2 separate regions of the Homo sapiens genome follow, and region 2 is linked to region 1. A link is a contact called in ENCODE Hi-C or POLR2A ChIA-PET data. All regions are on one chromosome and are shown on one strand. Each heading gives the region's core, a stretch centred on a gene start or an enhancer-like site at or near the end of the contact. The rest is flanking DNA. Distances are from core to core; before and after follow the strand shown. Region 1 holds the start of ATP5MC2 (ATP synthase membrane subunit c locus 2). Region 2 holds the start of TSFM (Ts translation elongation factor, mitochondrial).

The links. Hi-C counts contacts between places; a loop is a spot of excess contacts on that map. ChIA-PET counts read pairs that join two places held with the same protein, here RNA polymerase II (POLR2A). Pooled maps may share reads with other maps.
Region 2: a loop to region 1 is called in a pooled map, with 14 times the contacts of the local background. The contact joins the promoter of TSFM here to the promoter of ATP5MC2 in region 1. A Hi-C loop is called at or near these places in 3 of 50 pooled maps. POLR2A ChIA-PET finds 5 or more read pairs at or near these places in 2 of 52 experiments (BJ and MCF 10A).

What each region holds. Positions count from the first base shown.
Region 1 is chr12:53,673,375-53,679,902 of GRCh38, reverse strand. It overlaps ATP5MC2 (ATP synthase membrane subunit c locus 2), which reads left to right and starts at 3,820. Exons shown (of 5, transcript NM_005176.7): 1 at 3,820-3,850. RefSeq lists enhancers at 3,329-3,558, 3,669-4,118.
Region 2 is chr12:57,778,678-57,784,569 of GRCh38, reverse strand. It overlaps TSFM (Ts translation elongation factor, mitochondrial), which reads right to left and starts at 1,783. Exons shown (of 6, transcript NM_005726.6): 1 at 1,712-1,783; 2 at 1,287-1,460. The coding sequence starts at 1,768. It overlaps EEF1AKMT3 (EEF1A lysine methyltransferase 3), which reads right to left. Exons shown (of 3, transcript NM_015433.3): 3 at 2,029-4,315. The coding sequence ends at 3,924. RefSeq lists enhancers at 1,730-1,799, 1,153-2,022.

The DNA of each region.
Region 1 (6,528 bases), core at 2,571-5,070:
CTGATTCCTCCCTCAGAAGCCTGGATACCAGTGATCCTTTCCCTTCCTTCATCTACTGTTTTCTTTCTTTAGAAGTAGGGAGGTTTACCGATGTCTCACAGTCCTGATGTCTTAGGGAATTGATTTAGCAAGGAAAAGTAGAAAATATATCAGTCAGTTCCCACCAGCCCATCACAGCCCAGGAGCTTGAAATTAACAATCACTAATAAATAGAGAAGCTCAATATGTATAAAGTATTGGCAGTGCAAAGTTTCCACTTTAACTTGCAGAAAAGTGCCTGTTTAGCAGAAAGAAAGAAAATCCTGGAAAGTTAACACTGGATGAAATCTTAGAGATCACCTACTTCTCTCCCTGATTTTTCCAAATGAGGAAACTAAAGCTTCGAGAGATGAAGTAACTAGCATAGTTATTCAACTATTTAGTAGCAGGGCTAGGACTAGACTCCAGTCTCCTGCCTCGAAGACAGCTGTTCTATCCATGCCACTTGCTGGCAACATGTGCATCTAGCAAAACACATCATAAAGTATCCTCATCTTAAGCCATCAGGAATGGAAATCAAACCATTTAAACCCTTCCTCTTCTCTCTAGCAATATTTTTTCTTCGCATTTCTCTGTGCCCTGGTCTCTCTCTCTCTCTCTCTCTCTCTCTCTCTCTCTCTCTCTCGTTTTTAAAATCACTCCTGTTTCTTTCGTGGCTCTTTCTCATTGTGGCATGCCTGCATGAGTATCTTGATTTTTCTGCTCTAAGCTATGGTTTCTTGTCCAAAGAAACATATATAAACAAATCAAAACCCTTCCTTGGTGACCTTTGTAGAAAAGGACACTTGGAATTTCTATATGAGAGAAGCTGAACCTCTCTCTTAGCCTATCCAGTCAATTAAAATGAGTCTGTGGCCCCCCTGAGGGTTGTTAACCAATCCTAAGAAAGGAAAGATCAATCTCATTTCTTCGTCACCACTGGGCAGGGAGGCTGCCAACCAGTCAGAATCTGCCACTCACAGTCATTAAAAAAACTGGCCAATCAGTCCAACCTTGTTATATGGTCTGGTAGGAAAAGAAAGGGACTGATTGGAAAGGATAGTTCTGTCTCCACACCCTTTCCTTCCTGGACCCCGGTTTTCCCTTTGTGAAGTGAAAGAAGGACCCTTCCCCAAGCCTATAGTTAAGAAGATCCTCCGACCCTCAGCTAAGCTTCTCTTGGATCTTTTGCTGTCTTCAAATTCACCCCTCCCCTTACAAACCTCCTTTTTGGAGCCTCACTGCTCCCTTGCGGATTTGATTTCTTGCTTCAAGCCTCGTAGTAATAGTCCCAGGATTCTCAGCCTCCCCTCAGATCTCCACTCACCAGCAAGTAAAATAACTTGTTTTGTATGACTTATGCAGGTGAAAACGTTTTTAAAGTGTAGTTGAGTCTCTTTCAGGAGATACTATCTCAAGGACCTTGCAATAAACAGTCCATATAGGTAGCAGTGCAGAATTGAGTTGCAATGCCCTTAACTATAGAAGCAGTGATGATGATGGTGATGATGGTGGTGATGGTGGTGGTGGTGGTGGTGGTGGTGACGATGATGATTTTAATGCTAGCAATTACTGAACTCTTACTGGGTACCAAGTACCTTGCTAAAAGCTTCATATGTATTATCCCAATATTGGCTGTGTGATAAGTACTATTATTCTTCTCAATTTACATAGGAGGAAATAGATTTAGAGGGGGTTAAACAGCTAGCTCAAGATCACACAGCAATTTGGGAACCCAGATTTGTCTGAACGCAGAACCCATTATTCTATGAGGGCAAGGGAGTGTTAAACATCGCAGGCTGTAACAACTTTTGGAAAGAGCCAGCTTTAGCTTCCTCCCAGGCCCCTTCTCTGATCCTCCTCTGGGATTGTTAGCCATATCTGAGTGTCTAAATTGTCGCAACAGCTGCAACAGCCGTTTGGGGGTGGTGGCTCCTAAGAACTGTGGACTTTCTCTGCCACTGAGGATGTGAAGCTGACAGCTTAAAAGAATTCCGTTTTGGTGGGAATGGAGATGTCTGGAGACCTCAGGGGATAAACTTGTGTCTTTGCTAGCCTGTCTTTCTCCTAACAGCATCTCCACAGTGCCTGGCACCACTTGGTACTTGATAAATACCTGTTGATTGATTCCCAAAGATCCCAGTTCCATTTCCCACGTACCTGCCCGCTCGGGGCGCAATCAACAACTAAAACTGGAGATTTGGGGATTTCAGAGGAACCTGTGAGAATCCTGATGGAGCTGGAAATGCGAATTTAGGAAAGACAGGCAGTCTACCACCCTCCTCTTCTCGCCCGCTTCTCCTATTTCTCCCCACTCCTTCCCCTCCCTTTCAGGAGCTCAGGGCCATAAAAATGCAGATGGAGGATCGGTGTGAAATAACGGGCCCATATAAATCCCTCTGCCGCCCGCCTGCAAGATGGATTGGCCGCATTGAAATTCCTCCGCGAGGATAATTAAACTCGGGGCCTCATCCGGGCAAAATTACATTCCTGTAATGGCGTCGCTCGGGGTCCCGGGAAATTGCTCCGTGGGCTTTCAGCGGCGGTTTTTATCGCCGGCCGGGGTGTGCCTGTCTGCGGCTCGCCTCTCCTCCGGGACCGTAAAGCTGCTGCCGTGATTTATCCTCCCCTTCTCCCAAATCCGATTAAATGGAGGAGCTCGGGGCCGGGGCGCCGCGGGGCCCGGGAGCCGGGAGGGGGCGGCGGGAAGGACGGGGCCAAGGAGGGGAGGACAAACGGCCCCTCAGAGAGTGGCGGATTTGCCTTTATTTACAGCCGCGGCTTTCTTTTTATTTTTTATTTTTTATGGGGTTTGGTGAGCTTTTCCCGTCTTTCTCGTGCTGCGTTCAAGCACGATGCAGGGACGGCAGGGGTTTGGAACTGGATAGGCCTTGTCGCCCTGTTCCAAAGGGCAGGGCAGGTCCTGTCTGGGAGACAAGGAGGCCTAGGAAAGATGAGGGCCAGGAAGCCTCCCCCACCTCCTTCCATCAGGGGAAGGGCGAGCGAAAGGGGAGAGAAAACCCACGTTCAGGAGAGCATGGGGGCGGGAGGGGAGGGCGCTGCTTATCCCAACTCGCGTAGTTGAAACCTGAGCAGAGGCTCGGGCAAGCCTGGAGTGACCTCGCAACCTTACAGCGGGTCGCAGGTGCCCGTTATTCCTAGACTGTCCCAGGAGCCAGGAAAGAGGGATTCGGATCATATTTAACCCTATCTTCTGGCTCGCTGATGCTGCTTCTCTCATGGTTTATCACCGGAATGGAAAGGAGGAAACGGGGAGTGGGGGAAAGGGCGAAGCCACCAGAAGCAGCTGCGGCATTTTGCTGACTATTCGCCCATGGAGCCGGTTTGCCATCCAGTGATGCCAGAGTCCCGGCGCGACAGAAAGCAGGACTCCCAAGATCTTCCTCCTGCTGCATTTTAGGCACTGAACCCCAATCCCGACCGTATGTTAACACTGAATTCTGAGTAGGAGTTTTGTTTTGGCAGTGTGACGACTGCGCATGCTCGGAAAGGGGACGCAAGTCCGAGATCCCAAACGCGGTACAGACCAAACCGCAGTCCACGTTACGGATCGGCTTACTCCGCGGAGTTGGCCTCATTTCTGCAGTCGGCGCTCCCTGTAGTTTCTCCTCTCGAACGCCAGGTGGAGCAACCGGCCGGATACCGCCACAGCCCTGGCAGGCGGCGCTGTGATGCCTGAGCTGATCCTGTATGTTGCAATCACTCTATCCGTGGCTGAGCGACTCGTTGGCCCGGGTCACGCATGCGCTGAGCCTTCCTTTCGCTCTTCCCGCTGCTCCGCCCCTCTCTGTCTTCTCTGCAGTGGGAGCAGGTAAGGCCTTGGGACCTAGAGCCCTCTGTGCGCTGCGCACGCGCGCGGGACACCTCACCTTGCGCGGATGCTTTGAGGCGCTTACCTTGCGTGCTCCCACCCTGGTCCTCTCGCCCTTTCTTGCTTCCGCTATCCCTTAGCCTTAGAGTTGGCTCTTCCGCGTGCCGGTGACCTCCAACCGCGCGGGCCTGGCGCCATCTTGGATGTCTCGCAGGGGGAGGATACCTTGGAGCTGGCCAAAGTTAGATCCTGGAGTGCTGCTTTTCACCTGTTCCACCCAGTCCCTGCAAACACTCTTTTCTCGCCCTCTGGCCCTTTCAGATTGTGACAACCCCCAGGCTCTCCCCTCCTATCTCTGCTTTCTCTTCTCATCCTGACTTGTGCCTTCTTTATTCTGAAATCTCCAGACTTTAGGCCCCAGAACCTCAGGTGCTCCGAGCAATGGAGATAGTGGATCGTCTAAAGTCACCAATCCCTCTAGTCAGCACCCCTCAATTTAAAAAGTAAACCTTGAACATGGTAGAAGTGGGAAAAAAAGCCAAAACATCGCCTCCCGTTAGGTTGTGGCTTGGGATAGCTAAGGCAGAAGAGAGAGGCTGGTTGCTTTGGAATCACTAGTTATTTACCAGTACCTTTCTCGCATCCCGGCACGCTGGTGAAGTTGTAAAAGTCACAAATGGTGGGCTAGAGATGAGGGTTTCTGTTGAGGCAGCAGGCCCAGAAAGGTGGGGTAAGGCCAAGCTAGTGGGGCCAGCATGAGACCCTGCCTGCCAGCTTTCCTGTGAAGGATTAATTAACCTCCCCAGATTCTGCTGTTACAAGGAAAAGAAGGTTTAAGGAAAGGAATAGTTAAGTTACTACCCCTGTGACTCATCTACACTGAGGAAAAAGCCCGTGATGATTTTGGAGTCCTGATTCTGGATAGTGCCTTTGCCCAAGTTGTAGGCTAACAATTGCAGAGTTGCCATGGTTAGATAGCCAATGGTGGGATCACTTAATTGCCACCCCTTGTTGTGGGTTTATTATATGCCAGCACCACATTAAACTCTTTATGTATGTTAATTTGTAAATGAACATACTTAATCCCCCTAAGAGCTGCATTTTACAAAGAAGATAATAAGGTATAATTCCCTTAGAAAAGAACCACCCCTTCTTTTTCTAAAAGCCTTAAAGAACTATTGGATTTTGACCCAAGAAAACCTGAATAGTACGGCAGCAAAATTGGGTTAGAGTTACATATAGGCAAAAATCAGAGTTCTAGATAGGACAAGAGTTGAAGACATCCATTAACTTAAAAGTAATTAAGGCTGGGTGTGGTGGCTCACACCTGTAATCCCAACACTGGGAGGCCAAGGTGGGAAGATCTTTTGATGCCAGGAGTTCCACAATAGCCTGGGCAAAAAATAAATTAAGAGCAATTAAGATGTTGGATTCAGAAGTGTTTTAACCTGGGACAATCTGAGTTCAGTTCATTTAATGAAGTGGTATTTAATAGCCCTAAGCATTCACTGAGTATTTCAGCCTGTGACATATTAGAAAGCATGTAACTTAAAAGATCCAAGTTCAAGTCTATCCTCTACCACTACCACAGTTTCAAGACTGGGTTTAGGGTCACGCTCTTGCGTTAAGTATACCTAATAATCATCTGGGAAACTTGTTTGAAATACAGGGCACTTGAGCCTTATTCCCAGAGATCTTTTTTGTTTGTTTATAGACAGGGTTTCACGTTGTTGCCCATACTGGACAACTGGCGTGATCATAGCTCACTGAAGCCTCCAGCTCCTGGGTTCAAGCAGTCCTCCTGCCTCAGCTTCTGGAGTAGCTGGGACTACAGGTGCACTTCCACCTCACCTGGCTAATTTTATGTTTTGTAGAGATGAGGTCTTGATGTTTGCCCAGGCTGGTCTCAAACTCCTGGCTTCAAGTTATCTTTCCGCCCCAGCTTCTCAGTGTTGGGATTACAGGAATGAGCCACTGAACCTAGCTCCCCCAGAGATCTTGACCAGGAAGGTCCAAGTTGCGCCCAAGAATATGCATTTTTTAATACGTACACCACCCAGATAATTCTAGTTCAGATGGGCTTCTCACTTCACTTGGAGAAACCCTGCCTTTAGGTTTTTAACTCACCTTCTGTTTGAGGTAAGTTCACTTCTACCAACTTAGATACCTATAGGGTGTCAGATCTTCTTTAGATCTTGGGGAGACACAATTTAATACTTTTTTTTTTTTTTTTGAGACAGTTTCCCTCTTGTTGCCCAGGCTGGAGTACAATGGCGCAATCTTGGCTCACCGTAGCCTCTGCCTCCTGGATTCAAGCAATTCTCCTGCCTCAGCCTCCTGAGTAGCTGGGATTACAGGCATGCACCACCATGCCCGACTAATTTTGTATTTTCAGTAGAGACGGGGTTTCTCCATGTTGGTCAGCCTGGTCTCGAACTCCTGACCTCGTGATCTACCCGCCTCAGCCTCCTAAAGTGCTAGGATTACAGGCGTGAGCCACTGCGCCCAGCCACTAATACCTTTTGGATAGACTAATAACAGAGTTCCTCCTTGATCTTCCTCATCTTATTAATACAGGAAATTGAAGTATTTTCAGGAATCAGATACTTCCAGGGATCAGCAAAGAGATTGTTGGAGACCTTCCAGTGTCTTGGCCTTCAACAAATATCTCCCAAAAC
Region 2 (5,892 bases), core at 534-3,033, 4.1 Mb before region 1:
AAAAAAGCTCACAGAAAAAGTGCATAAAGAAAAATATTTTGGTACAGCTGTACAATATGTGTTTTATGCTGTTATTACAAAAGAGTCCAAAAATTTAAAACATGTTAAAAGTTTATAAAATAAAAATGTTACATTAAACTAAGGTTAACTTATTATCACAGAAAAAAATTTCTTATAAATGTAATGTAGCTTATGTGTACTGTGCTTTAACGTCTACTATAGTGCACCATAGTGTCCTAAGGCAGGCCTTCATATTCACTCACCACTCACTGACTCACCCAGAGCAACTTCCAGTCCTGCAAGCTCCATACATGATAAGTTCCCTATGGAGATGTATCGTTTTTTATCTTTTATGCCTATTTACTGTACTTTTTCTATGTTTAGATACACAATACTTACCACTGTGTTACAACTGCCTACAGTATTCAGTCCAGTAACATTTTGTAACGGTTTGTAGCCTAGGAGCAGCTGGCAATTCCATATAGCCCAGGTTGTAGTACAATATACCATCTAGGTTTGTGTAGGTACTCTATGATGTGCATAAGCCAAAATCTCCTAACGACGCCATTTCTCAGAATGTATCTTCCTATTAAGAGACGCATGACCGTACAGGCAAAAACTACACAACTCTGAAAGATTAAGATGTCTAAAGTCAGCCGGGCGCGGTGGCTCACTCCTGTAATCCCACCACTCTGGGAAGCCGAGGCGGGCGGATCACCTGAGGCCAGGAGTTCGAGACCAGCCTGGCCGACACGGCGAAACCCCATCTCTACTAAAAATACAAAAAAAAATAAAAAATAAAAAATAAAATAGCCGGGTGTCGTGGCGCACGCCTGTAATCCCAACTACTCAGGAGGCTGAGGCAGGAGAATCGCTTGAACCCGGGAGGCGGAGGTTGCAGTGAGCCAACATCGTGCCATTGCACGCCGGCCTGGGCCACAGAGCAAGACTCCGTCTGAAAAAAAAAAAAAAAGTCTAAAGTCAGACAGTGTGGGGGCCCCACAATTTGACTCCTGAACAATCTGACTCCAAAGCTCACACAAACCCTTTCAGCTCCAGGCAACAAGAAACACCGTAACAGTCTGGTTTGTTAATCCTGGGATACTCAACTGCTTTCAAATAAGACAAAGTCAAGGCCAAGGTTGTCATTTAAGCCAGATTTCCACTTAGGACTGTGCCATTATGGTCACTGAAGAGCAGTCTAACTTTATGCTCCCCAGCGTGACCGCCCCAAGAGTCTGAGGTCGAGCTCTAGTACTCCGCCCTGCACCCCTCCACACACACACCTGTTTGAGGTCCCCGCCACAAGTCTCCAGAGCTTTCTTGCAATTTACAAAGGAGTAGCCTGTTTTCCGCCGCAGCTTCATGAGGAGCTCCTTGCTGGAGGCCGAGGCAGACAGACGGGGCCCAGCATAAAATGTGTGCCTTGGCTGGGGCGACTGACGCAGAAGAGACCCAGCCTAGATGAGATAAGAAAGGGATGAGGAGCAGGAAGCAGCAAACTCCAGAGGGTGAAGGGTACACGGGCAGGGAAGCGACCTTAGGGAGCGGACAGTGTGCAAAGGGGGGTGCACCGGGGCTGGACTGGGCAGAGGCAATGCTGTCGGGGAAGGTGAGATGGAGTCAAACGAGGTTGGGAGGAAGGGAAAGGTACAGGCGCACAGGAGAGCTGCAGGGACAGCAGGTCGGTACCAGCACCAGGACTTCTCACCGGGTAGCTCCCGGTCCGCGCGACCAGAAACACGCGCAGCGACCGCAGCAGCGACATCTCTCTAGCCGCGATAAACACCCTCCGGCGGGCGCACTGGTGAGGCAACAAACCTACGGCGCGGCGGAAGGGCCAGAATTCTCCAGCGGAACGCACCAAACGAGTATGGTGCCACCTGCTGGCCGGAGGAACACAGTCCTCGCCTCTACTTGATTTCTTGAGACGACACATTTCATACGGGAATTACCCCCCACCTCCCACCCCAGGTAAAATAACAGAAACCAAGAAATAAAGTCGTCACAAAACAACAACACAAGAAATGTGGGTAACATTTTATGTTTATTTTCAATGCGCATTTATATTCATTATCCATTTATGACTCACAACAAACTTGTGTGGTTGGTGAATGGGTTCGAGAATTTGTCCAAGGTCACCTAGGAAGGCAGGGGTGGAATCCATTAAACAAAGCGAGTAAATATTTATTGAATGAGCACAATATCTGTTGAACACCTGTTGTGTGCCAGGAACTGTGTTAGGCTTCAGGGGTTTAGACAGGAGTAAACCACAGCCCTACCCTCCAAGGTAATTTAATGGTGAGAAAATGAGAATCACAAATGTCCATGCAAGACAAATTAAGGTCCCATAAGATGAACCTTATGGGTCTCAGGGAGAAAGAAATCACATTCAAGCAAGAGGCTCAGGAAAGAGGCAAAGAATAATGAAGATTTTGACAGGTGGCAATAGCCTTTCAGGCAGAGGATTATCATAAAGAGTGTGAAAGAAGTCAGAAAACTTTAGTGTGGTTTTAGAGAACAAAGAGTACATCTTTTGTAATTTGGCCAGAGGTCCAATACACGTAGCAAAGGAGTAGGAAATGCAATAGGAAGGTAATTTTGGATCACATGGACACAGACTAAGTACCAAGCAGAGGAGCTTGTTCTTGCTTCTACAGGAAGTGAAAGCTAATCAGAGCTAATTTTGGAAGATCACAAGAGTTTGCGGAATGGACTGAAGGAGAAAGCATGGAAGCAGGGAGTCCAGAGAAGGTGACTATGTGCCTAAGCAGTAAGTAAAGAGAGCCCCAACCAGAAGTACCAATGTGGGAAGAGAAAAGAGGTTAAGGCAAAACACATTAGGAACTGTGTTAGGCTTCAGGGGATTAGAGATTAGGAAGGAAGGACTGATGAAGCTAAAGAAAAATCAAAGATGAAAAGAACTTAGTACTAGGTACAGTATTCTTCTGCACACAATGATGTTCCGTGATCAAGGCTCTAACTCTGGAAAGCATGAAGAAATACAGTCCAAAGGACAGCTCTGCAGCCTTAGCTTCAGAGCTAGGAGGACTTGACCCAGTTAGAGCCATGGTTCCACTAGACTCTATCTCTAAAAAGCAGGAAATGGGTGGTTTGAGGCTTCTTCCTTCTCAGCTCCTGAGTAAAAGTTGGGTTCTTGCACAATAGATTTTTAAGGCTTAATTCTTTCTTAAAAAAAAAAAAAAATCCTAGGCTAGCACAGTGGGCCATGCCTGCAATCCCAGCACTTTGGGAGGCAAGGCGGGTGGATCACTTGAGCCCAGGAGTTTGAGACCACCCTGGGCAACATGGCGAAACCCTGTCTCTACTGAAAATACAAAAATTAGCCGGGTGTGGTGGCGCATGCCTCTAGTCCCAGCTACTTGGGGAGCTGAGGCAGGAAGATCATCTGGGCCTTCAGAGGTTGAGGCTGCAGTGAGCTGTGATCACACCACTGCACTCCAGCCTGGATGACAGAGTGAGACCCTGTCTCAAAAAAAAAGAAAAAAAGAAAAAAAAATCCCACAGAATTTTTTTAAAGTCCATTCTGTGTAAACAGCAACAGGAATGGAAGTGATCAGTGACAGTCTGTCTACAATCACTGCTCTCACATCCCATATATCTCCCTTACCCCCTAAAAATCCTGGATACCTTACCATCCTCCTTCTCTGAGAACAGGAGCCAGGAACCTCCTTGGTGTTCTAACACTAGTGCTGCCAGAACTCTGGGATTCCTTGTAAGCAGGCACCTCACTGCACCTGCCCAAGAGTATCTGGGGTAACAAAGAGGGAAGGAGGAAAGTGAGAGAGGCCAGGGAAATCCATCCTTTTTGGTCCTCATGTTTGTGGCTCTGGAAATATGGTTTTTGAGATACACAGTTCCTTCATTAGAGCAAGAGATTGAGAAGAACAGCAAGGGTGATGTCAAGCAGGTCTTGGTTCCCTGTGCCTGGCCCTATAGATGTTGACATTTTCATCCTCATCCCGCTGAGCCAGCTCCAGTTGGAAATGCTGGGGCAGGAGGTGCTGAAAGAAGCTCTCTGTCCCATGCTCCTTTCTCATCTTGGAGGCCAGATAGATGGTGCCATGGGGCCTGCACAGGTGTTGGAGGGTCCCCAGCAGCAGAGGGAAGGTGGGTTCCAGGTACACGATATCAGCCCCCAGCACCAGGTCATAGTTTGCAGGGAAGACATGATGGTCAATCCCCCAGGACAAGGCACGCACCTGGGCCTGGCCTCCAGCTGGCACATTGGCCTGGACGTTGCCCTGGATCTGTTCTAGGGCCAGGGGCAGGTCAGTGATGGTAACATCCCCCCCTGAGAGAGAGGAAGGAGGAAAAATGCAAGTCAGAGGAACCAACCAAGGGTTCTTGGCTCCTGCCTGGAAGGTCCAGAGACCTCAGAGCATAGAGGACAATGTCTTGACAGCCCAGAGCCCACACTGGCTTTTAGTTGCCTCAACCTCCATTTCACCCACTGCTATTCTCATTACTCTACATTCTACAACATCAACATTCTCTCTGAGCTAATCTTCAACCTCTCTGGCCAACACACAACAATCAGATGTCAGCAGAAGCCTGGGCAGGACTAAGCTGGAGATGGGTTCTGTACCCACCCCCACTGACACAAGCTCGCCTTAAGGGTCTGGAAAGCTTCCCAGAAAATGTGACCTCAGCTGAGCCCTAAAGGACAAGTAGGAGTTAGTCAGGTGGAGCTTTCCAAGAAGAGAACAGTGAGTACAAAGGCCTGGGAGTGAAAGAGCATGGCATATTCAGGAAAGGCTGCATCTTAGAGGATGTGGAAGGGGGAGAAAAGTGTCAAGACATGAGACAAAGGGAAAGTGATTATGACATGCTAAGAAGATTCAGGTTCGATACTGAGGGCAGTAAGCTTTAAGGGCAGAAACGGGTGAAGATGGTCAGATTAGCATCTCAGAAACCTTCATTCATGCAGTAGATATAATTTGGAGAACCTTCTAAGTGCTGGGTATATAAGGTGAGCAAGACAAAAACACAGCTTTCTTTGTTTCATTCTAGAGGTAGAGACACACTAGGTACTGCATCATAATCATGATGACTATGATAGAAAGAGAAGCAAGAAGTACTAGGAATCCATTCATTCATTCATATTTATTATGTGCCTATATGCCAAGTGCTGAGAACATAATGATGAACTAAGAAGATAAGAATCCCCCCTCACAGAGCTTATGGTCCAGTGGCAAGAAACAGATGATAACAACAAACAAAATAAATAAAATAAAATACACTGTACATCAGATGGTAATATATGCCATGGTGAAGCCCCAAGCAGGGAAGGGGGATAAGAATTGCTTGAGGGATGGGGAGAAATGCAAGTTAGAGGGACCAACCAAGGGTTCTCGGCTCCTACCTGGAAGGTCCAGAGACCCCAGGGCATAGAGGACAAAGTCTTGGCAGCCTGAATGTAATTTTAAATTGAGTGGCTGGAGAATGAAATTTTAAATTGAGTGGTCAGACCAGCCTGACCAAAATGGTGAAACCCCATATCTACTAAAAATACAAAAAAATTAGCTGGGTGTGGTGGCGGGCGCCTGTAATGCCAGCTACTAGGGAGGCTGAGGCAGGAGAATCGCTTGAACCTGGGAGGCGAAGGTTGCAATGAGCCGAGATTGTGCCATTGCACTCCGACCTGGGCAACAAGTGCAAGACTCTGTCTCAAAAAAAAAAGAATGGCACACGCTGGCATGCTTTAGGAGGAGCATGCTGGCTGCTATGATGAGAAGAGTACAGGAGGGCAAGGTCAGAAGCTAGGAGACCAGTTAGGAGGTGATGGCAATGACTCAGGTGAGAGATGATGATGGTTTAAACCAGGGCAGTAGCAATGGCTAAGAAATGGTCAGATCCTGAATATATTTT